Linked DNA regions of Mus musculus: all the other regions are linked to region 1. The links are chromatin loops, found by intact Hi-C in ENCODE. Cell type or tissue: heart. All regions are shown on one strand.

What was found. Hi-C counts contacts between places; a loop is a spot of excess contacts. Peaks named below come from ENCODE experiments on the same cell type or tissue, not always from the same donor. Only the 100,000 strongest peaks of a DNase experiment are listed, where the experiment ranks them.
Region 2: a loop joins it to region 1, with 2.1 times the contacts of the local background. A loop is called at or near these places in 8 of 42 quality-filtered maps.
Region 3: a loop joins it to region 1, with 4 times the contacts of the local background. A loop is called at or near these places in 2 of 42 quality-filtered maps.
Region 4: it touches region 1 in a loop (7-fold over the local background); 10 of 42 quality-filtered maps call a loop at or near these places.
Region 5: a loop joins it to region 1, with 2.6 times the contacts of the local background. A loop is called at or near these places in 9 of 42 quality-filtered maps.
Region 6: it touches region 1 in a loop (2.1-fold over the local background); 8 of 42 quality-filtered maps call a loop at or near these places.
Region 7: it touches region 1 in a loop (2.6-fold over the local background); 12 of 42 quality-filtered maps call a loop at or near these places.

What each region holds. Positions count from the first base shown.
Region 1 is chr2:181,185,028-181,189,027 of GRCm38, reverse strand. It overlaps Ppdpf (pancreatic progenitor cell differentiation and proliferation factor), which reads right to left and starts at 1,781. Exons shown (of 5, transcript NM_001356427.1): 1 at 1,574-1,781; 2 at 1,292-1,363; 3 at 1,142-1,219; 4 at 928-1,024; 5 at 524-846. The coding sequence starts at 1,346. The coding sequence ends at 729. In heart, CTCF peaks have their summits at 1,721 and 2,300; DNase peaks (open chromatin) are centred at 237, 1,207, 1,767, 2,257 and 1 weaker place; H3K4me3 peaks cover 2,214 bases; H3K27ac peaks cover 2,084 bases; H3K27me3 peaks cover 316 bases.
Region 2 is chr2:181,579,476-181,583,475 of GRCm38, reverse strand. It overlaps Uckl1 (uridine-cytidine kinase 1-like 1), which reads left to right and starts at 1,503. Exons shown (of 15, transcript NM_026765.3): 1 at 1,503-1,620. The coding sequence starts at 1,508. It overlaps Zfp512b (zinc finger protein 512B), which reads left to right. Exons shown (of 17, transcript NM_001164597.1): 17 at 1-1,373. It overlaps Uckl1os (uridine-cytidine kinase 1-like 1, opposite strand), which reads right to left. Exons shown (of 3, transcript NR_027289.1): 2 at 2,848-3,033. In heart, CTCF peaks have their summits at 2,009 and 2,225 (motif pointing right); DNase peaks (open chromatin) are centred at 875, 1,705 and 2,315; H3K4me3 peaks cover 2,272 bases; H3K27ac peaks cover 2,238 bases.
Region 3 is chr2:181,494,832-181,498,831 of GRCm38, reverse strand. Abhd16b (abhydrolase domain containing 16B) reads right to left here. Exons shown (of 1, transcript NM_183181.2): 1 at 3,852-4,000. Tpd52l2 (tumor protein D52-like 2) reads right to left here and starts at 1,690. Exons shown (of 9, transcript NM_001373959.1): 1 at 1,500-1,690. The coding sequence starts at 1,518. In heart, a CTCF peak has its summit at 2,289; DNase peaks (open chromatin) are centred at 1,121, 1,681 and 2,371; H3K4me3 peaks cover 2,026 bases; H3K27ac peaks cover 1,722 bases.
Region 4 is chr2:181,286,064-181,290,063 of GRCm38, reverse strand. It overlaps Gmeb2 (glucocorticoid modulatory element binding protein 2), which reads left to right and starts at 2,098. Exons shown (of 10, transcript NM_198169.2): 1 at 2,098-2,180. In heart, a CTCF peak has its summit at 1,809; DNase peaks (open chromatin) are centred at 1,973 and 2,373; H3K4me3 peaks cover 2,340 bases; H3K27ac peaks cover 2,358 bases.
Region 5 is chr2:181,234,603-181,238,602 of GRCm38, reverse strand. Helz2 (helicase with zinc finger 2, transcriptional coactivator) reads left to right here. Exons shown (of 19, transcript NM_183162.2): 5 at 1-507; 6 at 606-1,247; 7 at 2,068-2,851; 8 at 3,012-3,087; 9 at 3,232-4,000. Among named protein-coding and RNA genes, the nearest start is that of Helz2, 5.4 kb to the left of the region's middle. In heart, a CTCF peak has its summit at 2,495 (motif pointing right); DNase peaks (open chromatin) are centred at 322 and 3,742.
Region 6 is chr2:181,593,461-181,597,460 of GRCm38, reverse strand. Samd10 (sterile alpha motif domain containing 10) reads left to right here. Exons shown (of 5, transcript NM_172676.3): 2 at 1-33; 3 at 118-289; 4 at 574-714; 5 at 856-2,246. The coding sequence ends at 878. Among named protein-coding and RNA genes, the nearest start is that of Zfp512b, 3.0 kb to the right of the region's middle. In heart, a CTCF peak has its summit at 2,304 (motif pointing right); no DNase peak of the experiment used is centred here; H3K4me3 peaks cover 54 bases.
Region 7 is chr2:181,270,776-181,274,775 of GRCm38, reverse strand. The region is part of intron 2 of Gmeb2 (glucocorticoid modulatory element binding protein 2); the gene reads left to right. Among named protein-coding and RNA genes, the nearest start is that of Gmeb2, 15 kb to the left of the region's middle. In heart, no CTCF peak of the experiment used is centred here; no DNase peak of the experiment used is centred here.

The DNA.
Region 1 (4,000 bases):
AGCTTTCCGGATACCCTGAGGGCAGGCAGGAGGGAGGCTCAGCAGTCAGAGGCACAGGCTTTAGTTCCCTGGGGAGAGTGCAGCTGTTTACCAGGTGAGGTAGCAGAAAGGCTTGCTGAGCCACACCTAAGACTCCACCCTAACCTTGCCATTTCAGCCACCCCCCTCAGCTCCTATGCCCTCTGACCTAGAGGCTAGACTTCCTGTGTTTGTAACCCTCTTTCAGTCTGAGCTAGTATCCCCAACCTTGGGGAACCAGCCGTGCAGCAAGTAGTGGGGAGGGCCTGACCCAAGATCACCCACCAGGTTCCTGTGTAGGAACTGAGAGCTCCCAAACTCAGCCAGAGGCCCAGCTTCCCCTGGACTGTCTACCTGGGGCCAGGCCCACTTGAGAGGGTATCTCACCAGATGCAGGGGTATCACTGGGAAGGGTCTCAAGGAGCTGTCAGGAAAGCCTGGGAGCAGTATAGCATCCAGCAGGAAGCAAGGCTGGATTCAGTAATGTTTCAAACATACCAGGGGAGGGTGGCTGCTGTGAGTTTATTTTCTGCTTTGTGCCAAGACACAGTTATGGGGTCAGGAAAGTTCAGTGCTGTGAACCAAGAGGGGGCTCTCTCCAGCTTCTACTGGTTTCTCTTGTTCAGCCTTCCTAGTTTACAGGGAGGGTCGAGAGGGTAGGCACTGGCCTAGCACCACTTCAGCTTGGGCAGGCTGCAGATTCTGATAGGTCAGGAAAGGTCCCTGGGGTTGGTCTGGCCAGAATGGATGACTGGCTGCTGCTTCATGGTTTCAGGAGTCAGGCCACAGGTCATCGGGCTTCTGGAGACCTGGGGGGATTCTGCCGAGCTGTAAGGAGAGCATAGGTCACTGGGTCGGCATTTGCTTTAATTGGGGCCACCCCCACAACCACATGGAAGATGGACTCACCGCTCAGGAGACTCCAACACTGTAGTCATGAACGGGAGTGTGGATTTCCCGAAAAAGAAGCTGGCCCACCAGTGGCCCGGGTCGGCTTTGGGAAGACCTGAGGAGCAAAGGAGGGTCACGATGGGGTCAAGTCCTTCTCCACGCTACCCATCCCCCACCCCACTCCGCCTTAGGACGTGAACTCTGCCCTTCCGCTGGCTGGTTCTGCACTTACCCGGGGACTGGAGCACGGCGTCCCCAGGGTACTCGGCACTTCCGCCGGAGCTGCTGCTGGACGAGGAGCCCAGGCGTCCTGGGAAGGGGAGGCGGGTCAGCCACAGGGCCCTGGGCCAGCCCTGGGCGGGGCTGGCGAGGGGCTACTTACGCCGATAGTAGTCATGGGTAGCCACGAGCGAGCCGCTGGAAGGGATGGCTGCCATGCTTCAGGACCGAGGCGCTGCGGAGACGAGAGCAGAATGTGGGCCCTGGTCACCGCACACCGGAGGGTTCCCCGAGTCTCCCGGGTCCTGACAGTGCCAGGTTTCCAAGCGGCTCCAACCAGCCCGGTCCGGCTGCGTGGTGAGACAAAGGGGCTTTGTCTGCTCCTGGCCCCAAGAAGACGCGCCTCCCCCACCCCACCGCCGGCTGCCTTCGTCACTGCCCTCACCTCGGCGGAGAACCCCTTCCTTGCAGGCTTCGTTTTTAGGCCACCAGGGCGCTAGGCCGCGGAGCCCATTTGCAAAGATAACCCACGAAACACCACTTTAGGACCCACGCGCGCTATGCGCACGCGCGTACTTAGTAGCTTTCCTGCACCGCAAAAGACGCACCACTGGGAGGCGGGGCGCGCGTCAAAGCCCCTCCCGCTTCACAGCGGGCCCACCCATGAGACTTTTGAGCTCCCCTGATAGACCAGAAGTAGCACGAAGTGGTCCCGCCCTTCCCTATTAGACTCCACCCCGAGCGGAGCAAGAATCCACCCTACCTTCTGCAATGCTAGGTTCTGCAAAGTTCCACATTGGCCCTAACCTCCTTGATCAAACATCTGTGGTTTCGCTCCAGTCGAAACCAGCTCTGCTGCTTTTTTCCTGCCTGGTTCGGACTCGAACCCGGATAGAAGAGGTTAAAGAATCTCATGTGCCCCTCAGTCTGTGCCACCCTCTCGGATGTGGTCTCATGTAGTACAGCCTGTTTGGTGTTCTTGTTCCCTTTACTTGGGGCTGCCCGCTGCTTTCGCTGGTCCCCGCAGGCTTTATTTTCCACGTACCTCACTCCGACCCTTGACTGAGTGGATCTGTTTAACATAAGTAAGCACAAGCTGTTGCCGCGCACCTCCCTACCATCGCAATCTCTGTTTTCTGGGCTCACTGGATGGTGCCTGGAGCCCCCAAGCGGTCCTGTAGGGAATAGCCTGCCCTTGGTAAGCTGAGGAGCTGTCTGTCTTTCAAGTCCTGACTCGCATTGTTGTTCATCATTCCCAACCTGTGTTCTGTTTGGAGAGGAGTGATGGAAGACAGACGAAGCCTTGGGGTCAGAGAGAGCTCTAACAGAGACAGTCTCTAGTAGCTTCCATTGTTGGTCGGAGACTCATGTTTGGGGGGAATCAAGTTAGGGCTGGCCAGCATGCCCTGCCCACCCTTCCCTTCCTCAGCAGCCTGTGTTCTGTCAGACCGAGAGGATCATGAGCCAGCTTCGTGCAGCATGCTTCTCCTATAACCAAAGATGCTGGACTTCATTGGAGGCTCAGGGAGAACCGACTAGGCTGAGGCTAGTAGGATCCCAGGAGGAGGCTCTTGTGTCGCCGAAGTCTCAAGGCTGCTTGGCTGGGACCCTTTGCTTGGATTTGTTGAGACCTACTCTGTGCAAGCATTGATCCAGGCTCGGGAAAACCAGACAAGAAATGGTCCAGTAGGGGTGCTGGTTTAGAGATCATAAAGGAGATGGGTAAGGTGTAATGAAAAAGAGGTGGGGGCAGTTGACATGACAGCAGTACAAGTGAGTAAGGCCACTGATAAGGACCGTCCTGGTGACACCAGGAGGGTGAGACTTCTGTCTTCATAGTGTTATGTACTTCAGATTCTATGACTTACCCTGAACTGTCCTGGTCAAGTACATGGGCATCTCCAGTGGTTATTAGCTATTTCCTGTAGTGAAAATTCCCTCTGAAAAGAAAGTAAAGGATATATGCCTAGTTCTATTGCATCTTCTTATGCCTGCTCTTTTCTGAAGGGAAAGAGAGGAACAATGGATCTGGGGAAGATGGGAGATGGGCAAGGTCAGGGAGAAGGAGAAAGGGAGGCTGCTGTGGGGATGTATTGCATATGAGATGAGTGAAAAATAAAACCTCCCAAGAATACAAGGACTTGCTGATGATTGCACACGCCTTTATCCCAGCACTTGGGAAGCAGAGGCAGGCGAATCTCTGTGAGCTCGGAGCCAGCTTGGTTTACAGAGCTAGTTCCAGGATGACCAGGGCTACATAGAGAAGGCCTGTCTCGAAACAAACAATTACAAGAGAGTTCCAGGAACTCACAAGAGATTTACCAACACTTGCCACACTCTTCTCCAGGTTATATAAACTGTAACTGATTGCTGGGACAAGGGGACGCTCCAGCATAGTAGACTGCAACCAGGAAACTCAAGCAGCCTCCTTGACTTGTCACTCAGCCTCATATGAGCCTTGTGACTGAGCTTCTGAGTCACCTTCACTTTTGTAAGTGACCCTTACATCTTAGTAGTTTACTCATTGTCATACAGTCTGTTGCAGAGGGACATCATGGCAGCAGGAACATGAGGCAGCATGGTCATGTCTGCAGTTAGGAAACAGAAAGATGATGGCTGGTGCTCACCTCACTCTCCTTTTCTTTGTTTATTCAAGAATGCAGCCCATGGGATGGCACTGTCCACATTTGGGGAATGTCTTCCCACCTCAGTTCCAATCTAGAGACTTCTTCACAGACAACATGTGCAAAGGCTCATTTCCATAGTGGCTCGAACTCCCATCAAGTCTGCTAAGATTAACCACCAAATACCCACGCTTCCATCAGTAATTCTAGTAAACTCATTGGTTCACAAGCTAGACTTGGAATTTCTT
Region 2 (4,000 bases), 390 kb before region 1:
TTTAATTCTGGGTTTTTTTTATACAAAACTCAACAATCTTAATGTCATGGTGCTAAGGGTTTCCTGGTGCCGAAGGTATTGCTGTGGTACTGACTAGCACCTGCCCCCAGCCTCAGCAGGGAGCGTTTCCAAGAAGGCCAGCTCCAGGGAGATTTGGGGTGAGGTCCTTGTACACATGTATTTAGAAAGGCTCTGACTCTGGGCAAGGTAACCATGGCCTGGTGTGTTGTAGGTGTTGAATGGACTCTCCAATTCCTACACACTTTGATGTGGTCAGAGGTGGCTACAGAGGTGGGTATGATCCAGTGTCAAAGGGTAGGCTGGGGCTTTGGAGTGGTTGTGTGCAACTGTGGAAGGGAAGGGGGCCAAAGTGCACTTTTCACAACACCTCTGTGGGGTGTGACCATCCACCCTAGCCTCTCAGGTACTTGGCACTTGTAGGGAGAAGTAGGACCTGGGTTTGCTGGGGGCTGAGTTTTCCAGGACGAACCAGAAAGCCCATATACAGCCTTGCTATGGGACTGTTCTGGGTAACTTGATGTTAGCACTTTAACTCAGTCTTTGAGGTCAGTTTTGGGGCAGCTGTCAAAAGCTGCAGTTGGATAGGTACCAGCCTGTGGTGACTGGTAAGTAGTGGCAAACTAGACTGTAAAGCTCTTCCATGGTGGCAGGGCTCATCGGTCTGCCCACCTCCCTACTATGGCCCAAAGGTAACCACCAGCCTACACAGATCCTCAGTAAGAGGGACCATCATGGCAGAGCTACAGAAGGTGGGTGGGCATAGACTTAGAGGGCCAAACCAACCCTGGGTCCTTGGCAAAATGCAAAAGTCAGGGTCTCTACAGATCTACCTCTGGCTCAGCGCTTGCCCTGCCCTAAAAAAACAGAAGTGCCAAGGGCAGACATTTCATGCAGAACCAGGGTGCACTTTATGTTCCTGCACAGGCAGATGATGGTGCCTCCTGGAGGCTTTGGGATCTTCCTGTCCCTATGGTGGTTCTGAAGGGAGAGCTGTTCCCCTGTTGGGTGAAACCCAGGTCCCTTGCCCTGGAGACCTGGTTTCCCAGGTCACCCCACATACCTGACTGCAGCGCCTCCTAAACTTTGGGTTCCTTGGTTTGGTTATAATGCAGTTCTCATTACACAAGTGCATTTCTGGCTATCACTTGTAACCATAGATATACATGCATATATATTCTATCTACAAAGTGTTTTATTTGCAAGATGTTTTGAGGTGAGCTTTGGTCCTGCCCGCCTTGTGGTCATCTGTCCTCATCCTCATCCCCTGGCCCGGAGTGGTGCGGTGGTGGGCCATCAACTATGTATTAAAGTCACTGTATCAAATAAATGTTTATTGATTTTTTTTTTCCAGGGATTTTGTGTGGCTGAGTTTGTGTTGAGGCAAAGGTCATTCTCGGGGCTTGCCGCACGGCCTTGTGGGGATTGTAGTCCGCAGCGTGCCTGCCTCCCGGTGCGCCTCCCCGGCCTCCGCCAGGTTCGGGACGCCATGGCTGCGCCGCCGGCCTCAATGAGCGCCGCCCCTTCGCCCCTGCAGTCTGCTGTGGCCCCAGACGTGCCTGGCCGCCAGGCCGAGCAGAATGAAACGGCGTGCGAGGACCGGTAGGCGCGGGCCTGAATAAGGCAGGGGCCGCGCTTGTCTCTTGGGAGGGGTCGGAGCACGGCTTGCATCTCTTCCTAGAGCCGGGACGGCTCCCGGCATCTCCATAGATGGGCAGCTTGATCTCTACAGCCTTGTGGATCCTGGACAGGTTTCGGCGGCTCTCCAGCGCCCTGGGGCCTCCTGGGCTATGTGTCAGCCACCCCCTGCCAGGGAGAGGGAGGTGGCAGACGACCTGGAGGGCCCCAGCGGACGGAAGGCGGAACTGGCCCAAGCTCCAGCTTTTGGAGGCACTGAGAATGGAAACCTGTTTGACATCTTTAGCGTGGGTCTCTGTTCCTAGTGGGTGCGCACTTGGCTCTGGGCCCCCAGCTGGGCGGTAGGCGTGTTCGACCTTCTGAGTTCGTCGAAATTGAGCGCAAAGTTGCACCTGGCGGCCAGTGGTGCTTGTGAATGTAAGATGGGGTGGTGATTGCCACCTGTCCGAGAGTTTGGGGGCCTTTGAGACTTTCGAGGCTTTCAGGAGAATGGAAGGGGAGATAAGGGTCCTTGTAGGAAGTAGGAGACTTAAGGGTCCTTGTCTTCACTCGGCCTGATCATCACTTGTAGCAACTCTAGGTCGTGGCCGCCAGGGGGCAGTGACCATGCTTGGAAACTGCTCGTGACACCTCTTCCGGTCTGTATGAGTCAGTTGAAGGCCAAATGTCTTCCGGCTTTGCATGCCACAGTGCACCGCCTGAGAAGCTGTAACCCCGGACGCCTTTAGAAAGTGAGGTGCTGGCAGTGGATGAGGTGAATCCCAGCTAGTTCACACACTCCAGGCATTCTGACCAGGAGTCAGACTTTGTGAGGCCGTGGCCAAATTCCTCCTCCGAAGGTTCCTGGGGATACACCTTGAGAAGATACAAACTGCCCTGGTGCCTCAGGCACTGGCAGCAGTAGGGGAGGGAGTCGCTGGTAGACTAAAGCCCAGCTTGAGGTTTCTCCTATTGCCTTTCCCAGCACCTGGCTCCCTATCTGCCTGCCCCTGAGGCCTTTTCCTTGGAGTTGTCTGACCTTAGCCAGCACCGCCATTGGCTTTCATGTCGATATGCAAAGTGGAGATGGATTTGGGATTAGAGAGTGGAGAGAAGTTAATAGGTACTCACCCAGAGCCTTGGGGGGGGGGGGGGGAGGCAGGTTGGCAAGTGAGGCCATGAAAGCCTTTAATCCCCCAGTCCTATGTCTACCTTGTAAAAATGGCTTTGATGACTCTGAACCGCCTTCTGCCTCTTGCAGGAATTCCACAGTAGCACCGGGATGGGTTGCTTGACTAGATTTAACCATAGCAGAGGGATCTTGAGACCTTTCTTTGGTGGTCCAAGTGATGAGCCTTCCTCTCTTCAGTCTCTGCTGTAGGCCTTTCATTCTGGTTTCTAAGATATGGGGGATGCAAATTACAGGGCAGCTCTAACTTCCATGGAGTTTCCTTATCCATGAGGCACCGGCTTAGGTCCTCAGTAGCCTCTCTCTGTTTCTCTGTATAAGGATACATACAGGTCTGCAGCAACTCCCTGGTGAGTGGCTTTGAGCCATAGATGACAGCGCTGTTACCTAAGGGATAGCCAGGGGAAAATGAAAACTGAGCAGCAGCTTCCAGCACCACCTACCTCAGACAGCCCTGAGGCCTAAAATGGAGCCCTGAAAGAAGAAAACCTCAAAGATGGAAGTTAAGGAGTGTAGTAGCCAGGTAGCCTGGTGTATCTTAGGTAAAGATGAAGTTCTGGGGTCAGGGTGTGGTATTTTGGAGCCAAGTCTAGTGAATCAATAGGTGGGACAGGTCTATTCTGTAAGCAGTAACAAATCTGGAATTAAGTAAAGCCTTCCCTTTCTAAGACCAGCACGATGTTAGCTTCCCACAGACCTGTGGCCTTTTTGCTACCCACTGATCCTGACCTGCTGGGGTACCCAAGGAACATGTCAGGATCCTCTGTTGTGCTTAGCCAGCCAAACTTAGAGAACTGATTCCCTAGGACTCCTTAACTCTGCACCCCTGCCCAGAACAATATTAGCCTCCCAGAGCAATCCTAGGGCATATCCAGCCAACCATATCTAAGGGTAGAGTCAGAGGGACAGACAAACTATAAACACATACATGCACATGCAAACAGAGATTGGCTCTTCCTGCTCCTGGTGTCTGGGGATGTAGACATACCCACAAGTTACCTAGGTAGTGAGAAGAGCTGCCTCCGAGGCGGCTCCCAGAGTGGCTCCTTTTCAGATGCATGAAGTCCACTTGGAAGCTTCCTTCTCTGAGCCCTGCCAGACTTAGTGCTGTAGGCCAGCCAGGTAGGATGAGGTTGCAATGAGGCCAGCCCACCCCTTGACGAGAACCCCAAAGCC
Region 3 (4,000 bases), 310 kb before region 1:
TTGTCCCTCCCAGTCAGAGTCAACAATAAAAGCTGAGAGTCCCTCACAGCTTGAAACTGAGCTGCAAAGATGACTCAGAAGAGAAAGGTTTCAAAGCCGAGTTTTGAGACCAGAGCAGCTGCCCAGAAGAAGCAGATACCAGGCCAATTGCTTGGAAGAGGTAAACCTCTTTATAACTGAGGCTCCTCGAAAGGACACTTTCCAACCTGTTGAGCTGCCTGCAGGCTGTGTATTGTGTTCAAGGTTCTCAGCTTTGTGAACTATCACCCAGGTTGGGGTGGAATTTGCTGTTGCGACCATCTTTGGGTCATTTCTGCTCCTGTAAGTAACCCCTTGCCCATATCCCTGTAAATAACCCTAATAATGCACATTACTTCACTAAAGTAGACTTTGGTGGTATCTGTACCTTTGGTCTGTTCTGAGTTCCCTAGCTGGGATGAGTAGATAGATGTGTGATGCATCTTCCAGGAAAGGTTTTTTTTTTTGGGGGGGGGGTTGTTTTTGTTTTTCGAGACAGGGTTTCTCTGTATAGTCTTGGCTGTCCTGGAACTCACTTTGTAGACCAGGCTGGTCTCCAACTCAAAAATCTGCCTGTCTCTGCCTCCCAAGTGCTGGGATTAAAGGCGTGTGCCACCACACCTGGCTTCCCAGGAAACATTTTGTCACACAACAATGACTGAGTCACATCCTTAGCAGTGTCATTCCAGGGACCAGAATCTACTACTTAAAGATGAAAATAAAACAGTAGATAGCCTTCTGAATTTGCAAATTCCCTTCACAGTAGAAAAAAAAATCCAGAATGTATAAAAACCCAAAATTCTAATGCTTAGGTAATGTGTTAGTGCAAGCCAAACAGTAGAAAGGTTTTTTTTTAATTTAGCCAGTGTAGTTAAGTAAGCATCCCCAGTGTACCACCTTCTCAAGATTTTAATCTCCTGAGCCTGAACCACACTTCTCCGTAGCAACTCCTTACTGGCCTCAGGTGTCTGTTTTGGCAACAGATCTGGTGTTCTGGGTGTGCCCCTGACTCACTCAACCCTTCTCCCTTGAGAATCTCTAAGTAGGCTACAGTGGCGTTACCACCCAAGAGGCGCTGCTCCAAACACAAGGATAGTTGCACCGCCCCTTCCCCGTAGGGAGCCGCCCACAACGTCTCCGCAGGAGCCTAGCACCAGATGTGGTATCCCCTACGGCCCAACGAAAGATAAAGAGCTGCAGAGCCAGCGAGAGGACAGAGGGTGAAGCGCATTAAGGAGAAATGTCTGGAGTTATGAAACTCTAGGAACTGAGAGGGAGCCGAGGAACGCCGCTTCGCAGTGCTCCGAAGGGAGGCCGAGGCGCCAGGGCACACACAGCAAGACCATCGGGAGCCTTGAGGTCAAGGGCCTCTTGGCCGAAGAGAAACAGCGGATTGGTTTGGCAGAGGCTGAGGGGGGGCCGAGTCGCGACTCGGAGGGCGGGAATGCGGCACAGCCCCTGCCCATCCACGGTGCGGGTACCTTGGCTAGCAGAGTCCATGTTCAGGCGGCAGCTGGGTGTAGCTGGCGTCGGTGCTGGGATCGCAGGTCCTACAGGAGCCCAGCCCCGAGGACTGCAAGCTGGCAGCTTCGTACACACGAGCCAGTGGAACTGTAGGGCCGCAGTCGCTTACGTAATCAGCGACGCGCCGCCTTCCTTCCGCTCGGGTTCGTACTCCGCCTTCTTCCCGCCCTCGGTGAAGTAGTGTCCAATAAGAACGTCTTCTGGCCCCACCTAAGACAAATCTTTCAATTTGATAGGTCAGACTGCAGCGAAGCAGGAAGCAATGCTTCTAGTCTGGTTCCACAGTAAGATTCTAGGGTGAAAAAGGGCAGAACAGCTGAAGCTCGAGGCATGGGTGGTTCGGATTGTGTTGCAGTTCGCCGACTTCCCACCTTTAACCTCGGCTGCCCACAAGACTTCTGACTTTGCACCTCGACAGGTCAAACTCAGGCCTATGTACTCCCCAGTCCCCTGTCAACCTCTCCCCACCCCCTGTAAATTCTTTTGGTTTTTGAGTCAGGTTGCTTGCAGCAAAGGACGACCTTGAATTTACTGTGATCTTCCTGCGTCCACCTACCTAGAGCTAGAATTACAGGAGCAAACCATCACAGCTGATTTATACCGTATTGGGGATCGAGAATTCAGAGCTTAATGCATACTGGGCAAACATTGTACCAATTAACTTGCTTTTGCAACCTCTTTATGGAGACTTTTTATTGTCTAGGGAGTGCACTAAAAGTGTAGAGAGCGCGATTCGTCTTCTTGCCCTGCAGGTGCCGCTGTCTCCAGCTGGATTCCCACACTAGTAGGCCAGCTGTTTGGGGGCTGCTGGGCGGCTTGTATTCTGGTACTGGAAGAGTTCACACAGCACTGAACACCTCAGGGACCTGTTGGACCCTCCAAATAACTGAAGCCCAGCCCAGTGTAAGCACTCCGGTATTTTCTCACTTTCTTTTCACAGCATCAGGTGAGCCAGCACTGGCGCCCCCTCCCAGTTTACAGATGAGCAAACTGAGGCTAAAGTAAATTTCCAAAGATCACTCCAGAGCTTTGAGGTTCTTTTTTTTTTTTTTGATTTATTTATTTATTATATGTAAGTACACTGTAGCTGTCTTCAGACACGCCAGAAGAGGGCGTCAGATCTCGTGATCAGATGGTTGTGAGCCACCATGTGGTTGCTGGGATTTGAACTCCTGACCTTCGGAAGAGCAGTCGGGTGCTCTTACCCACTGAGCCATCTCACCAGCCCCGAGCTTTGAGGTTCTTATGGTTTTAGTGTGTCAACACTGACAGGAGAACAAGAGTGCCCCCCCGCCCCATTCCAAATGAGGAAGTCGTGACCATTGGGCAACTCTCTGCTAAAAGCAAGCCTTCCAATTTCTTTTGGCCCTTAATATTTTTCAGAAGAAAAAAAATCCTTAAAACAATATTCCCCCTCTTTCAGAATTGTCCCACCTACAAGATTGAATTTTCAGGGCTGGTTAGATGGCTCAGTAGTTAAGAGCATTGACCACTCTTCCTGAGTCCAATTCCCAGCAATCACTTGGTGGCTTACAACCATCTGTAATGGGATCTGATGCCCTCTTTTGGAGTGTCTGAAGACAGCTACAGTGTACTCATATACATAAAAAAGGTTGAATTTCCCTCTCCAGCTAGGCCCCAGTGAGTACTAGTTCCTAGATGCTTCCCACTACCTGTTCCTTCTCTGGCTCTTCTCCCTGCACGTGTCTTCTTGCACAGGACTAGGTGCTTCATTGAATGTGACAGTATCCTGTTCAAGGCTGTCCACTAATATATCTTCTCCATTTACCATTTTGCTTAACCCAGCCTGGTCAGCCCCTGCCCACAGGGCTGGAAACCACAAGAGCATTAGTCCCTTCTTCATGTAGTGAGTGACCACAGTACAGACAGTGGAAAGCTGAACATCTGACATTCATTTTGCATTCTTGAGCCATGAACAAGACCCAGACCTAGCTTAGGTCTGGCCCAAGATGACACCCAGTAACAAGTGGGTAACATTAACATCTGGTAACGATTCAGGATCTCTAGGACTCACGCCACTCTGTGCCCTGTTAATATAGGTCTGCAGTCCCTCTGTAAATCTCCCCTCCATAGAATACAGAAATGAGAAGGGGGTACCGCACAGCAGCATCTGCTGAGACCTGCTAGCAATGAGACCCTGTAGTGCCAGGAGTCTCCTTTCACTGGGAACTACTTGAATCTTTCGTTAGTGTTCTCTTCTCAGGAGCTACCCTGTAGCCCAAGCCAATGTGAAAGGCACTTTCCTGTGACTCCACAGCCTCCCTTGATCAAATACCACACATTACCATAAATTGGATCAGGTTCATCTTTACATTGCTTTTAAGAATTAGGCACAGACATTCAGATGTTTGCAAGGAAGAGAAAGGATGGAAGCAGGAAAGAACAGAAAGAAAGTGAAGGAAGATATACTGCCTACTCTCCCAGACACCAAGATCCC
Region 4 (4,000 bases), 100 kb before region 1:
TTCCTATTATATTTATTAATCAGAACTCCATAGTAGGGTGGAACTATCCTGTCTCCCCTTTATTTATGACATATTTGAGCCTACACAGTCTCCTGTTCTGTGGGCATAAAGCAGCACCATTATCATGAGTTGGTGCTCACATGGCCCGTGCTCCAACAGGTGACGGGGTTTTTGAGCTACTCTTACACCCTGTGAAGGTGGATCTGTTTTGGGAGTACTTTCTCGATTGTTGGGGAATTAGATTACTGAGGCTGTTGTAACAAAAATAACCACCTAGTAGGTGTCTTATAAATAATCCAGATTACCACTCACAGTTCTGAAGGCTGGCAATCCAAGGTCATGGCATGTTCAGTACACAGAGAGGACTGCTTCCTACCTCAGACATAGCACCGTGCCTGTCACCTCCTAGATCCCCTGCTTTCTGCTACTATCTCCTTAGGCAGTGGGAACTCACTCACTTAGGGGTGGCGGGCACACAGCAATACCAGCTGATGACACCACCTATTCCTTCCACAGATACGGCTCTGCACTGATGAGGGTTGCCTACAGTAGAACTAATCTCAGGCACTGGCAATCAGAATCTGTAATTCTGAGCAGGCTGGGGAAGCTGATTTTTTACATCTGCTAGACTCAAGCTGGGAGAGCTTATGCATGCCTCCAACGATGGTGGTGGTCTTCTACATTCTTCAGCTTCCCTGAACAAATGCTCAGACTGGCCACCAGCTCTTCTCTAGCCAGACCATTTGATCTCATTAGCATTTATTTTTGCAATGACAAACTCACATAACCAAAACAAACAGCAATGACAAAGACTTCCTCATCTCCTTCAGAGTGAAAGTGCAAGTCTCTTATTTACAGTGTTAATTACGTGAAAATGTTGCTTGTTAGTTTCCCATTCTAGCTGCCACCCTGTTAACAGTGAACTCTTGTTCCCGTCCAAGCAGACATCCATTTCTACTCTAAGGATTCTAAGATGGGCAGAGCAGGGATCCTGAAGCCCTTAATTCTAGTGATCACATTCTGAGAGCTGGCTTGGCACTTAGAATTGGCTGTCTTCAGCTGCTTGAAAGCAAGGGGTGGTGGGGAAGGTAAGGGTTTTACTGCCAAGACTACAATGTCTAACAGGGTGCCCAGGCTCCACCAGGGCCAAGATAAACAAGTCTCATTTTGACAGGACCTGATGTTACCTTTGAACCACACAAGAACTGCTTGTCTTTGGCTTTCAACTGTAAGGAACTTAATAAATGTTGGTTACCTTAAATACGCGACCTTCCCTACAAGTTAGAAAAATAAAAGAAATTCTTCGGGCACCCAAGGCCCTCCATGAGACTTTTATGGCTCCAAGATACTTAAGACACTTAACTTTTTGTCTTATTTATTTATTTATTTTCAGAGCTGAGGTCCAAACCCAGGGCCTTGTGCTTGCCAGGCAAGCGCTCTACCACTGAGCTAAATCCCCAACCCCGACACTTAACTTTTAAATTTCATTTAAAACTTTAAATAATGGGCCGGGCATGGTGATACACACTTTAATCTCAGAACTCGGGGCTCTTTGAGTTCCAAGTCAGTCTGATCTACATAGCGAGTCCGTTTAAAAAAAAAAAAGTTTAAATCATGTTGGACTACCCGCTGCAATGTCAGTTGGTCAACTTCGTGAAAACACCGCTCCGCACTGAGTAGTTTGAAAAAGCAAATTCGCAATGCCTTCAATTTTAAAAAAAAGAAACACGATTCTGTCAGAAATGGTTAAGAACGTCCGCACATGAGTTTTAGGACAGTGTCACTGCAAGGCCGAGGCTGGGTTGCAAAGCACACACCTGGGATACTCGGTTCCCTAGTGGAGCCCAAACGCCAGGACTACAAACCTCGGCCTGAACCACAGAACACCTAATTGGGCAGGCACGCAGACCACACGCGCAGGCGCACAAGAGTCCTACGGGGGCAGTATCTCACCACACTGTTCGCTTCCGCGCTGGGCGCCAAATAAGTCTCCAGGCCCGCCCGGCCCGTGCGTGCGCGGCCTCGGTGTTGCGTCACTAGGAAGCGCGCGCCCGAGCCGCCGCCGCCGCCGCCGCCGCCGCCGAATCCCCAACAAGGAGCGAAGGCTGCGGCCGCCACCGCCACCACCCGCCGCCGCACCCGTCACAGCCGGGCGCCGGAGCAGGCCCGTGTGGGCCCAGGTAAGCGGCATCGGCGCGCCCGCGCACCCCCGCGGCGAGGCTTCTCGCGCCGCTCACGCGCCGCCGTCCAGTCAGGGGTCCCTGCGGAGCGTCAGGACGTTACGGCGGGGGGAGGGGAGGCCGGGGGAGGGGCGGCGGGCGCGCGAGGGCGGCGGCGGCGTCAGGCGCGGCGGCGTCAGGCTGGCGGGCGGGCGCGGGCGCCTGGCGGGAGGGCTCGCGAAGGCGGCTCGCTTCCGGCCTCCATCTTGGCCTCGCCAGAGGCAGGGTCGGGTCGTCCGTGAAAGCCGAGGCGGAAGGGGCTGGAGGAGTGGGGAGCGGTTAGGCGGGAGTGGTGGTGTTTGGGACCCATCGGTGGGCACCAGATGGGTCGGGTTCCTGAGGGCGGGTGGAAAGATTGGGAACGACTCATGGGTGGGACCCGTATTGCTGAACCCCTGGCTTGGAACTGAATCTAGAGGCCAGGATCATCAGGATAGGTACTTGATATCAGTGGAACCATGTCAGGGTGGACCTGTCAGATGGGAACCACGTTGATGGGGACCCATTTGTAGAACTGTGTGGTTGGAGGGAATTATTTTGAGTGGATAATCTTATTGCTGGGAACCGAATCGGTTGGCCCAGTTTTAGTCACGATTGGTGACATTTTTAGGTATTTAGTTGGTTACTTCACTGCTGAGCCAATGTTCTCTGTCTTGAAAACATTTCAAACCCAACAGTTTCAAATTATCATTCTTAATAAGTTAAAATTAAATCGATAATATGACTACCTGTCTAGTTTGTTTCTTCATAGGAAATATGGAAAGCTTTCTGGGAAGACATCCTGGAGTACACATACATACATACCATTTGGATATAAAATGGAGAGTGCCAAGAACAAACATGTCAGTGTATGTGCGTATGTGACTGAGAAAAACAAACCTAGGCCATAGATTAACCCACTTTGTGACCTACCTGAAAAGATATTTAGGTGTCCCTTCTGTGCCAGGAGACCAACTCATGGAATGGGCCTGCCTTATGGTAAGGTTTACTAGTCCCTACATTTCATCTTCCCTCCTCCCTGCCTTCCTAGACAGTCTTAGTATCTAGACTGAGGCCATAATCCGAGCATGTGGGAAACAGATGCAGATGTTGTTGAAGGTCAGCCTGGTCTACAGAATGAGTTCCAAGACATACAGAATGACAAAAGGAGAGAGGGGAAAAAATATTTAAGACTGACCTGGAACTAACCTAGGACTTTATTTATTTATTTATTTAGAGACAGGGTTTCTCTGTATAGCCCTGGCTGTCCTGGAACTCACTTTGTAGATGAGGCTGTAGATGATGAGAAATCTACCTGCCTCTGGGTAGGACTCATTCTTAATAGCTTGTGATTATTTTGGAAAATGGCCCCTAGTTTCTTCTTGCTTCTTTTTCTTTGTGAAGGTTTCCATGCGATCATCCTTGGTTTTAGTCAGCTTATATTTCTTGGTTTCTTGGGTCTTTGGGTCAGGGTAGTACAGGGATTGGATGTTATTGATGATTAGTAGCCTGGAAGTCAACCTTTACTTTCCTTTGGCCCTTAGGGATCCTCCAGAGACCCAGGTTCCGCCCAGAACCAAGATCATTGATTGGCATATTTACAGGTGGTAATTAACAAGGGGAATCTGAAAAGCTTAGCATTATGCTTTCTAGCAGAAGTTCATAAGAGTAAGAGCTTCCAGTTGTTGAGGTTTGGAGCTAGGTGTGGTGGTGGTGCACATCAGTAATTCCAGCATTCAAAAGGCTGAGGCAGGAGGATATGTGCTGCTTGGTGAATGCTAGTCAGTAACAATTACTGTGAT
Region 5 (4,000 bases), 50 kb before region 1:
ACATGTGGCCCTACTCAATCAAGAGCCTGGAGCAGCTTTCTCACTGGTGGCCCCCAGTCTCCCACCACACCAGCTCTATGCACAGGGAAAGCACTTCTGTGTACAAAGCTCCCCAGCCCAATACAAGGTAGGGGTGCTTGTGCAGGCTGTCGCCTTCGGCAGCTTTGAGCAGTGGGTGGTCTTTGACTTTGGTCGCAGGCCAGTGCTTCTCCAGAAGCTGAAGTTGCAGCTAGGCCAGACACACAGCCAGGGCCTAAATGGGAAGCCAGCACCCAGCCACCCCCAGGAGCTGGAATGCTGGCACACAGGCAACCGCCACGTGGTGCTTGAGGTAGATTGGACACCCGAGCAGGAAGCCCTGATGGCCAAGTACAAGTTACCCTCCCTGGCCCTGGAGTTCAATCAGATTGTTCCGGACTGGGGGCCCATCTCTCGTTCGAACTACCGACAGAGGATGCACAAATTTCTCTATGAGGAGGAAGCAGCCCAGCAGCAGCTAGTAGCCAAGTAAGTGGGGCAGTGGGCTAGCAGGAGTGGCTAAAGTCTGGACTTAGAGATAGGTCTTTGACTATGGCATAGAAAGCTGACCTGTAACTTTCTACCAGGCTGGCCATGAAGGGCCAGGTATCCCTGAAGACAGCACTGGAGACACCAGCACTCGGCATGCTCTTCGCACCACCAGGGGCCCTCTATGCCAAGGTCCCCTTCCACTCCTCTCTGTTGCCAGACACTGATCAGGGCTTCCTGTTGAGCCGAGCAGTCAGCACAGCCCTTGTGGCTCCCGTGCCTGCGCCTAACAGTACAGTATACCAAGTGCGGCTGGAGGCACGGGCCAGTTCAGACCATGCGCTGTGGCTGCTGTTACCAGCACGATGCTGTATGGCTTTGGGGCTGCAGGCCCAAGACAGCCCCATCTTGGAGGTGCAGTTCCAGATTGACCCTATGACCTTCCGGTTCTGGCATCAGGCAGTGGATGCACTGCTCGAGGAGCACCTGGTGGTTCCTGACCTGCCTGCCTGCACCCTGCCCCACCCCTGGCCCACCCCACCCTCATTTCGTGGCAATCACAAACAGAAGCTGGCTGTGGGGCTCATTGCAGGCAGAAGACCCGAGGGCACAAAGCACATCCCACCACTGCTCATCTATGGCCCCTTTGGCACCGGCAAGACGTACACATTGGCCATGGCCGCACTTGAGGTTGTCCAGCAGCCCCACACCAAGGTGCTCATCTGCACACACACCAACAGGTGAGCCCAGAGCTGCTTCCAGGTTGCTCACCGCTGCCCTGCTTCTCAGAGCACCCATCTCTCTGATTCTTATGGAGATATGGGTTCCTTTTCCACAAACCCTAGACCAAGGAGGGAGTTATAGTAGTAATGTGTTTTGGCCTACCCTATGTTTCTTAGGCAAGGCTCTCTCTCTCTTAAATATAGAAACAGGCTATTCAACAAAGAAGTTCCTCTTTGACTAATGTGGGTTTTTTATTTATTTATATTTTAGTTCCCTAATAACACATTATTACAGGCACGGAGTCCTCTTTTAGCCCCAGAGTATGGGGTGGAAGAGCCCAGGTCAATAACCACATGTCCTGAGCTAATTTCTAGGCTGAGTTGAGGGTCTGAGTGTCAAGGCTGTTGTTGCTTATCTGAAGATCCTAGGCAGTGCTTCCTTGGCCTCTTAACTCTCAAGCTCTACTCCTGAAGATCAGACACCATTCTTGTTGCCAAAGCTTGCAGCACCCAGGAGCTGTGTTCAGGATCAGTGCCAACCCCTAGCCATGGGTGGTCTCAGGCCATAGCTATCTTTCCCCTTGGCCTCAATTAAGAGACTGCCTTCTCTAAGCTATTCCTGACCACCCATGCTCTCCAAGTCTTGCCCACTTTTCTTCAAGATCTGACCTTCCCTGTGTCTTTGCTTTTTGTCCTCTGAGGAATTTGAGTCCCTGGGCAAGACCCCTGTCTATCTGCCCTATGAGTGTTCCTGGCATCCAGGCAAGGCTGCACACATGTTTTAGCCAGCAGCCTGAGTCCTAAAGCAGCAGCCCATTGTGCCTCCCCCTTCCTACAGTGCTGCAGACATCTATATCCGGGAGTATTTCCACGACTACGTCAGCAGTGGCCATCCAGAGGCCACTCCACTCAGGGTGATGTATGCAGATCGTCCTCCAAGACAGACTGATCCAACCACGTTGCAGTACTGCTGCCTAACTGAGGACCGCCAGGCCTTTCGCCCACCCACAGGCCCAGAGCTGGTACATCACCGTTTAGTGGTCACCACCACTTCTCAGGCTCGTGAGCTCCAGGTGCCAGCGGGCTTCTTCTCCCACATTTTCATCGATGAGGCAGCCCAAATGCTGGAGTGTGAGGCCCTTATCCCACTCTCCTATGCCTTGTCACTAACCCGTGTAGTACTGGCAGGGGACCACATGCAGGTCACACCTAGGCTCTTCAGCGTGCCTAGGGACAAGTCAGCCAGGCACACGCTGCTGCACCGCCTCTTCCTGTACTACCAGCAGGAGGCACACAAGATCGCTCAGCAGAGTCGCATCATCTTCCATGAGAACTACCGGTCAACTGCAGCCATCATCAACTTCGTCTCCCATCATTTCTATTTAGCCAAGGGTAATCCCATCCAGGCCAGTGGCAAAGTCCCACGTCACCCCCAACACTACCCTCTCATGTTCTGCCATGTGGCAGGAAGCCCTGAGCAGGACATGTCCATGACATCCTGGCTTAACTCGGCTGAGGTCACCCAGGTGGTGGAGAAGGTGCGGGAGATCTATAACACCTGGCCTCACTGCTGGGGACCCCGGGAGCAGAGACACATCTGTGCTGTCTCTCATGGTGCCCAGGTGAGCTGTCTCCTCTGGCCTTTCCTTTCTTTATCTGTGAAGGCTGCTTTGTTCCTTTCCAAGCTGATCCATATGACCGTGAGGGTGAGGGTGAGGGATTGGCAGGAGGGCCTGTTCCTTACTGGGTGACAGGCCCCTAGAACCCTGGACTTGTCTGCAGGTTAGTGCGCTGAGACAGGAGCTAAGAAGGAGGAACCTTGGTGAGGTGTCTGTGGGCAGCTTTGAGATCCTGCCAGGTAGGTGACAGAAATGTGGGCCAGAGGCTGGCCTAACAGGGAGGCAGCTTCCAGCCCATTTCTTTGATGTACATATATGTAGGGTGGGACTGAGGTGGCGGGGCTGCTGGTTCTACCTGGCCATCTGACCCATCTCTCCTATAGGGCGTGAGTTCCGGGTGGTGGTACTGAGCTCTGTCCACAACCGCAATAGTCTGCTTAGCCCAGGGGCACCAACCTCAGAGTTCTTCACTGAGCCTCGAGTACTGAACACGGTCATGACTCGTGCCCAGTCTCAGCTGGTGGCTGTGGGAGATGCTGTGGCCCTCTGCTCCTCTGGAGCCTGCAGAAATCTCTGGAGAAGCTTCATCCGCGAGTGCATAGAACACCACAGCGCCTTCCCTGAGGAGCTGTCACTGGAACAGATTGAGCAGGGTGTGGCCCAGAGACAGAACTGGGCCTCATTGACACTCAAAGCTAGGGGCCCAGAGACAGAGCAAAAATCTATGGCCCAGGGCCCACAAAGGCTCATAGCTGAAGGGACCATGGTCACGGTGAAGGCAGAGACCAGAGCCGAGGCAGCAGCCAAGGCACAGACTGCGGCAGTCGCAGCAGAAGACACAGCAAGCGGGAACTCAGCCTCTAGAGATGCAGCAGCAGAAGTGTCCACCCTGGAAGGGGGGATGTCTGAGGAAGATTCTGAGTCTGACTTCTGGCCCTCTGACTGGGAGCTCAATGCTGATGACGCCATCCTGAAGGAACTTCTCGACGAGAGCCAGCAAGTGACTGTGACTGTTAGGGAGGACGGACTTCTGGACACCGTGGTTTGCTCTGCACCACAGAAGGCCCGAGAGTACACAAACCTACCCTCATCTGTGCTGTGGAAGTTCCTGCGCTCAAACTCCAAGCAATTCCGCCGCTGCAGCTTCCTACA
Region 6 (4,000 bases), 410 kb before region 1:
CTCCTTCAACAGCCCGGCTCAGAGATCCCCCAGGTGCCTACCTATCCCACCTAAATCCTTGCCCTTGCTCTCAGTTTTATTATCTTCACTCAACTAACCCTACCTCCCCACCTGCAGGCCCGGCTCTACTCTGATCACTATGGTTTGTACCATACAAGCCCTTCACTGGGTGGCCTGACAAGGCCAGTGGTCTTGTGGAGCCAACAAGACGTTTGCAAGTGGCTCAAGAAGCATTGTCCTCACAACTACCTCGTCTACGTCGAGGCCTTCTCCCAGCATGCCATCACTGGTATAGTGGGGTCACTGGCTAGGGAGAAACAGAATGCTCAAGACGTAGTCAGCCTTGTCTTCTCCTGTATCCTCCTGAGTTCAGCCTTGTGTGTGTGTGCTGCTTCTCTGATTGGCCTCTTTTAATCAATCCTGTCTTTCTTTCTACCTTTCTTCCTTTAAGAATCTCTGAATCTCTGCTCTACTTTCTTGGTCATGTCTGTCTGTTTATTTGTTTGTTTTATCCTGATAGACTCCTATGCTTTGCTTCTGTTTGCCTCACTGCCTTCCCTTCTCTCTCCCTAGGCCGAGCTCTGCTTCGACTGAATGCAGATAAGCTGCAGAGAATGGGGTTGACCCAAGAGGCTCAGAGGCAGGAGGTGCTGCAGCAGGTACTCCACCTGCAGGTTCGTGAGGAGGGGCGGAGCCTGAAGCTGCTCAGCCAAGGTTAGTATCAGGGACCAGGATTAGGGGGAGGGACTAGGCTGAAGGTGGAGGGTGACTTTTCTCGACACAAAAGGGGGCCATCCAGTAAGGACCATCCTTGGGTGTGCCAAAACTCAGCTTTTCCTCCTATCCATCCTACAGCTTCCTTCGGAAACATGTCCTAGCTGCTGCCTATACTTGGACCCCAGACCCCAACACTGTGACCAGAGCCCACAGCCAAGAATGAGTCAGAATTGGCCCTACAGCCCCTTTGGATCCTGCAGGATACCCTAGTGGCTAAACCTAGCCCAGTGATCAGGGAGGAGCAAGACTTCCACCTCCAGGTGTCTCTGGAGAGGCACTACAGGTTCTGCCCTGTGGCTGGGTGGGTGGTTGTTGCCTGCTTATAGACCCTTCTTCTGAGATCCAAGCCCAGGTCCCATCCCCTGGTGCTGCTGGCAGCAAACAGGGTAGCTGCCTGGAACTAGAATGGGGTTTGAATGTCCCCAGACTCCCAGGGAGTCTGTTTATTTATTCTCCCTCCAACATGTGACCATCCCCCATCTGAGTCATGAGTCTTCCCCTTAAATCTTAGTTCTGTGTCTTTCCCGGGCACCCCCAGATCAGCCACACAGTGGGCCAAGCTGTCTTGGCTCTCTTTCAAGTATATCTGTCCCCTAGCTCTCCTAGAGTACAGCAGGCCCAACCTGCTGTCCATACTAATGGTGATCAATCATCATGCCATGTGCTTACTCGGTGATTATGAAACGTCAGTATACTCTACCCACTTGTTAGAAGTGAGGTTGAGAGGGGTCCAAGATGCTCAAGCTGCAAACCCAGTAAGTGGCACGGATTCCAGTGCTGTACAGGTGACTCTATGCACAGCCCACCAGTTCAGCAATGTTCTCAATCTTACCTTTGAAGAAGTCATGCTTTTAAACAGCTTCCCTATTCCCTGGCTCTTAGTAGAGACCATATTGAAGAATGTGTGTTTGTGTCTGTCTGTCTGTCTGTGTTCATGTGCACCTCTGTGGCTTTCCCAAGAAAACCTGTTCTCAACCAAGAAAATCATGTAGGGCAGTTCTTTCATGTGTCGCCAGACACCTGGACAACCCCTCCTTGGGTATTTGGGGGCTGTTGCTGCCAGGAAGGAGGACAAGGAGGATGACCCTGGCAGCTCACTCTCACTCTGCTCTCTACCAACGTTCCCAGGGACTCTAAAATCTCAGGGACAGTTGAGGCTCAGCCTCCAGTCCCCTCTGTGTGCCAAGAGCTGGCCTCGATTCAAGGTTGCTCATTACAGTTAATTTGGGCCATTGGCCTGGCATCTTCCATCCTGTATGCCCTCCATCCATGGAAGGGGGCTCCCTTATTGTGTTTGCCTGCCTCTAGAATCCCCCAGTCCTGGTGCCTGCAGCCAGAGGGCCCTCTCTGTCCCCCCTCTCTCTGTCTTTTCTTCCCTATGCCCCTGTCCTTTCTTCCTTGGTTTTTGGTCACTTTTTATATATACTCTGACAAAAAAAAAATCAGAAATAAATCTGGTTCTCAAATGCCTCAGTGTTGGGTCTCTGGGGAGCAAAGGGGTGTCTAGGACAGTGCCTGCAGATAGAACACCACTAGAGGGCAGTGGTGTTGCATCCTGAGAAAGCTACCTGGTAATTCCAGGACATCAGAACAAACAAGATGTCTCAAGTAAAAAAATAAAAAAATAAAACATCCTTGTCGCAGAGAGAGAAAGAGAGAGAGAAAGAGAGAGAGAGAGAGAGAGAGGGAGGGAGGAAGAAACTTAAAAAGTAAAACATGTCTCAAGTCCTTGGATATCATCCCAGTTTGGGACATAGCAACCCTGACAGGCTCAAAACAATAGTTTGGACACATGGAATGAGGCTTTCTGGAGCTGATCTAGCAGCGAATTTTTGCTGGTTCATGGTCTGGGAGTATAGCTCAGTGATATTGGACATGGTTTGTGTCCCAAATCACGGTTTGATCCCCAGCAAAGAAACAGAAACAGAGGTGTTCTAAAAGTGGAGCAGAGTTCTTTATCTATTCAGCTTTGTAGTGGCTGTCTAGTATTCCTGAGCTAGAGGCTATATCACAAATCTATTTCTGTGGTCATTCTCGTCTGCCTCTCAAATATCTTCTTTAAATTTAGGGTTCACTTAGTCCAAATAGATCTCAGAAACGTCAGTTACATCTACAAAGACCCCTTTTCCAAATAAACTATCACTACAGCTTAACATGGTTATTTGTTGGGGCTTACTCTTCAGCCATACCCTGACATCCATAGCACATGAATCACACACTCTGAACACAATAACCAGACATTCAAATAGGAACATTGAGGTATAGGCCACAAACATAGTGACACAACACCCAGACATGCTTAAATATGTACAAACACACTTGCACAATTGGCCAATGATCTGTGCAAAGATTTATAACATCCCCATATGCACAGATATAATTACCCAAGTGCATAAATACAATACATAATCACTAACACTAGACATGACATAACCCATGGTGCACATAAGTGCATTGCAAAATGTCTTGACACTTAGATACACACATAAAGAAAAATTGCAGGGAGGTGGGGCTAGAGAGAGAGAGAACACAGTTGCTGTTCTTGCAGAATTGAGTTTCCAGCACCCTCTTCAGGCAGTTCACAGCTTCAGGGAATGTAGTGCCCTCACCTACATCATGATGCCCATATATGACTACCACCTGATAACACATGGTCACTTAGACATGTAATAACCTATGGGCATTGGTATATCACACTTGTGAAAACTCAGACTTACACAGGGAAAGTTGAACACACCTTTGTGTGCACACTGATCCCCACCAACAGTCTGATGTTCCACATCCTGGGAGACTCACAAAAGGTAAAAGACGTCTTTAATCCCAGCATATGGGAGGCAGAGACGGGCAGATCTCTGAGTTTGATGCTGGCCTGGTCTACAAAGGGCTACATAGTGAAAAGTTGTTTTAGAAAAAACAGTGGGGGGGGGGGGCTGGAGAGATGGCTCAGTGGTTAAGAGCGCAGACTGCTCTTCCAGAGGTCCTCAGTTCAATTCCCAGCAACCACATAGTGGCTCACAACCATGTGTAATGGGATCTGATGCCCTCTTCTGATGTGTCTGAAGACAGCTACAGTGTACTCACATACATAACATAAATAAATCTTAAAAAAAAAAAAAAACAGTGGGCATGGCTGAGAACATGTAACAGTATTATGACTCAAATGAAAGCTGAATTTTTCCCTTCCCTATTGAGTGCTCCTGTGGAGCCCCAGGCTTTGCATTCT
Region 7 (4,000 bases), 86 kb before region 1:
AAGATGGGAGGGGACTAGGAACAAGATATTTCCAACGACTTCCCTCCATACACTTTTTTTCATATAATTTCAAGCTCCTAAAATAGTATCATTAAGTTAGGGCCATCCCCAACACATAAGCCTTTTACTGGGACACTTGATAAAGATATCATGGCTGCTCCTGAATTCTGACACCATCCCCGACAACTCATTCGTCCTCTCCCCCAAGGGCTCTCATTTCATGTCCAGCTGTGTACGGTACCAGGCCTCAGGGTCTTGGCTTCATAGGTGACTTGAGGACTGTGTGGTTTAAATGCCTTTTGATTATAGTCCTAAGAATTAAAAACACTGTAACTTCCTGTCTTAAGATTTCTATTGCTGTGATAAAACACCATAATCAAAAGCAACATGGGAAGAAAGATTTTATTTTATGTTTTACTTTATATCCAGCATCAGAAGAATCAAGGCAGGAACCTCAAAATTGGAACTGGAGGTAGGAACTGAAGTAGAAGTATGGAGAAGTGCTTCTTTCTAACTTGCCTCCTTATGGTTTGCTCAGCTTGCCTTATAGCACCAGGACCACCCAGTCTAGGGATAGCACTGCCTACAGTAAGCTGGACCCTCCCATATCATTTTATCAATCAAGAAAATATATGGCAGGCTTTCCCAAAGGCCAATCTGGTGGGGACATTTCCTCAATTGAAGTTTCCTCTTCTCAAATTGCTCTACGTAGTGTCAATTTGACATAAAACCAGCCAGCACACTTCCTCTCCCTGTATTCAGCATAAACAGTTGGGATAGCAAGGGGGGCAAATTTGTTCAAAAGCCATGTGATGAATTCTTGTGGGTGGCCTCTGTCTTAGTCATGGTTTCTATTCCTGCACAAACATCATGACCAAGAAGCAAGTTGGGGAGGAAAGGGTTTATTCGGCTTACACTTCCATACTGCTGTTCATCAACAAGGAAGTCAGGACTGGAACTCAAACAGGTCAGGAAGCAGGAGCTGATGCAGAGGCCTTGGAGGGATGTTCTTTACTGGCTTGCTTCCCCTGGCTTGCTCAGCCTGCTCTCTTATAGAACCCAAGATTACCAGCCCAGGGATGGTCCCACCCACAAGGGGCCTTTCCCCCTTGATCACTAATTGAGAAAATGCCTTACAGTTGGATCTCATGGAGGCATTTCCTCAACTGAAGCTCCTTTTTCTGTGATAACTTCAGCTGTGTCAAGTTGACATAAAACTAGCCAGTACAGCCTCTATCTGCTTTTTTTTTTGGTAGGTTCTGAAGATTGTTAGAGCCTTTGGCCAGGTACTATCTTGAATTTTGGAGAGCAAAATAGAAGCTCTTACAGGCACACAGGTTTGGTTTACTCTAAACCTTTGACAATTGGAGGTATGAAATAGTTCAATCCCTATACTCCCTATAAGTTCTCCATTTTTGCCCAAGATGTTCCTCTTGAAATTCAAACATTAATCAAGTTTTCCACCTTCTAAATTGATAAGATAGAAGTTTCTTTCCTCTGCCATGAGACCTAGTAGTTAGTGTCTCCTTTTGTCCCATCCTTCTATGTTATTTAGGGAGAAACATAAGTTCTAACCCTGATATAATTACCAACTTAGCTGTAGAAATTATATGATAGACTATCACAGAACTTCACGGACAAGAGTAACCAATGGATTTTGCTTTCTTGGTGTGTTGGGTTGGCTTTGTCTGGGTGACCTCACTCCATAACTAAAACACAGGTTCTTCATGTGATTATCACATATCAAGATACCTGCCTGAGTTTGTCTTAACTATGGAAGGTTCTACTAGTCAGGGCTGGGAACTGAAGAGTCTTCTCTATCCCATTAGTAAATTGATCAGAGTTTGCCTAAGTTAAGTGGGGGGAATAATATAAATGATTCCCTTGGTTGATGGAAAACAACATGAAGGATAAAACCTTTTCCATCTGAGGCCTTAGTACAAGGGTAGCATCATGTCAGGTTTTTTCTGCAGGACAGAGGAGGCTGTGAATTCCTCCTTTGGAAGAACCTGTGTAGCCACTAAAGCAGGCATATCCTGAAGGATAGGGAACTTTGCATTTCTTTTTCTTTTTCTTTTTTTTTTTTTTTTGGTTTTTCGAGACAGGGTTTCTCTGTGTAGTCCTGGCTGTCCTGGAACTCACTCTGTAGACCAGGCTGGCCTCGAACTCAGAAATCCGCCTGCCTCTGCTTCCCAAGTGCTGGGATTAAAGGCGTGTGCCACCACGCCCGGCTAAACTTTGCATTTCTAATGGGAAGAGTTTCCATTATACTACTAATTGGAAAATGAGACTTAACTCTTGCTGCATGCTATTAAAAAAAGAAAGGGGGAGAGAGAGAGAGAGTCAGGAGCTGTAGACTCTTCCTAAATAGCACAACTGAAGGTTTTGGGTCTATTTTCCCCACACCCTCTCCTGACTTCCTTCCTTGGAAGAATTTGTTTTGGACAAGGTGTAATTTTAGTTCTGTCATTGTCCTTTGCTTTATCCAAAGTTCTGGCTGAGGAGGGAGGATAGCTTCCTTTCCAAGTTCCTGTAGACTTCTTGGAGTCCGGGTGTTCCCACTTAATATTACTGTTCAGATCAGAGTAATTCTTTGTTGTTGTTTTGAGACAGTTTGTCTTAATCAGAGTTTTTCAACCTGTGGGTTGAGACTCTTTAAGGAGTCGAATGACCCTTTCATGGGGGTTGTATATCAGATATCCTACATAACAGATATTTACATTATAACTCATAATAGTAGCAAAATTTTAGTTATGAGGTAGCACTGAAAATAGTTTTATGTGGGGTCACCACATCTGAGAAACTATGTTAGTTATTCAGAATTAGGATGACTAAGAATCACTGTTTTAAATAGTCCTGGCTGGCCTAGAACTTTCTATGTAAGTCAGGCTACCCTGGACTCACAGAGTTCTGTCCCCTGAGAACTGGGATTAATGGTGTACACCACCATTAATGAGGAGTCATTAATGTGTCTCAAAAGTTAGATTTCAAGTTTGTATTTCAACTCTCATTCTGACCTGGTTCTAGATAAAATAAATCTTGAGGATTGGGAAGTGAGCTGACTTACAATCATCACATATTCCACAGGAGAGATCAGGTTAAGTCCTTAGAACAGAAGTGCCTGCTGTTCAAGGACTAGTTCCTGTGCTTTCTAGATGCTAATGTAGAGTAAGTAGAGTGGTCAGGCTGGAGGCTATGGTGACTTTAACGGAGAGGTCTCACAGTGGTAATTGTGCCCTAGTATGTATGACACAACTCTGGGTTCTTTCTTCTCTGTAGTAAGTAGCCTATGGGTTGTTTTGTTTTGTTTTGTTTTGTTGAGACAAGGTTTCTCTGTGTAGCCTTGGCTGCTCTAGAACTCACTCTGTGAACCAGGCTGGCCTCAAATTCATAGAGATCACCTACCTCTGCCTCCTAGAATTAAAGGCGTAGCCAGCACTGCTTACCTGAAAACCCTGTGTTTTAACCCAGAGTAACCTCCTCTTCCCGAACTCTTAGTCTGTTCTAATATCCATTGCTCTTCTCGGGAATGTCTGGTAAGTCTGAGTGTTTTCGAGCCACATGTTGTCCACACTGAGTTACTACTGTAGGCAGCTCTCCAGGGCCTGGATATCTGATGTTGCCAAACATTGGTACCCTGGCCTTAGGCCTTAACTGCTGTTCCCAGGAATCATCTGTATCTCACACTACTTTTGTTTTCCTTATCTTCCTAGACCCTCTTAGTTAATTTTTATTTGGATATTTATATTTATATGGATGTCTGTATACTACTTGGGTGCCTTTTGGGTAAAATGCCAGAAGGGAATGTTGAATCCCATGGAACTGGAGTTACAGACAGTTGTGAACTCCCTGTGGGTGTTTGGGATTGAACCCAAGTCATCTGGGAGAACAGCAGCTCTTAACCTGTGGGCTGACTGTCCAGGACCCTCTTATTCACAAGAGCGTTCACTGAGGAATCCCTTGTGTTAGGCCAAGCTTTGACCTCTGATGAATTGCAGAC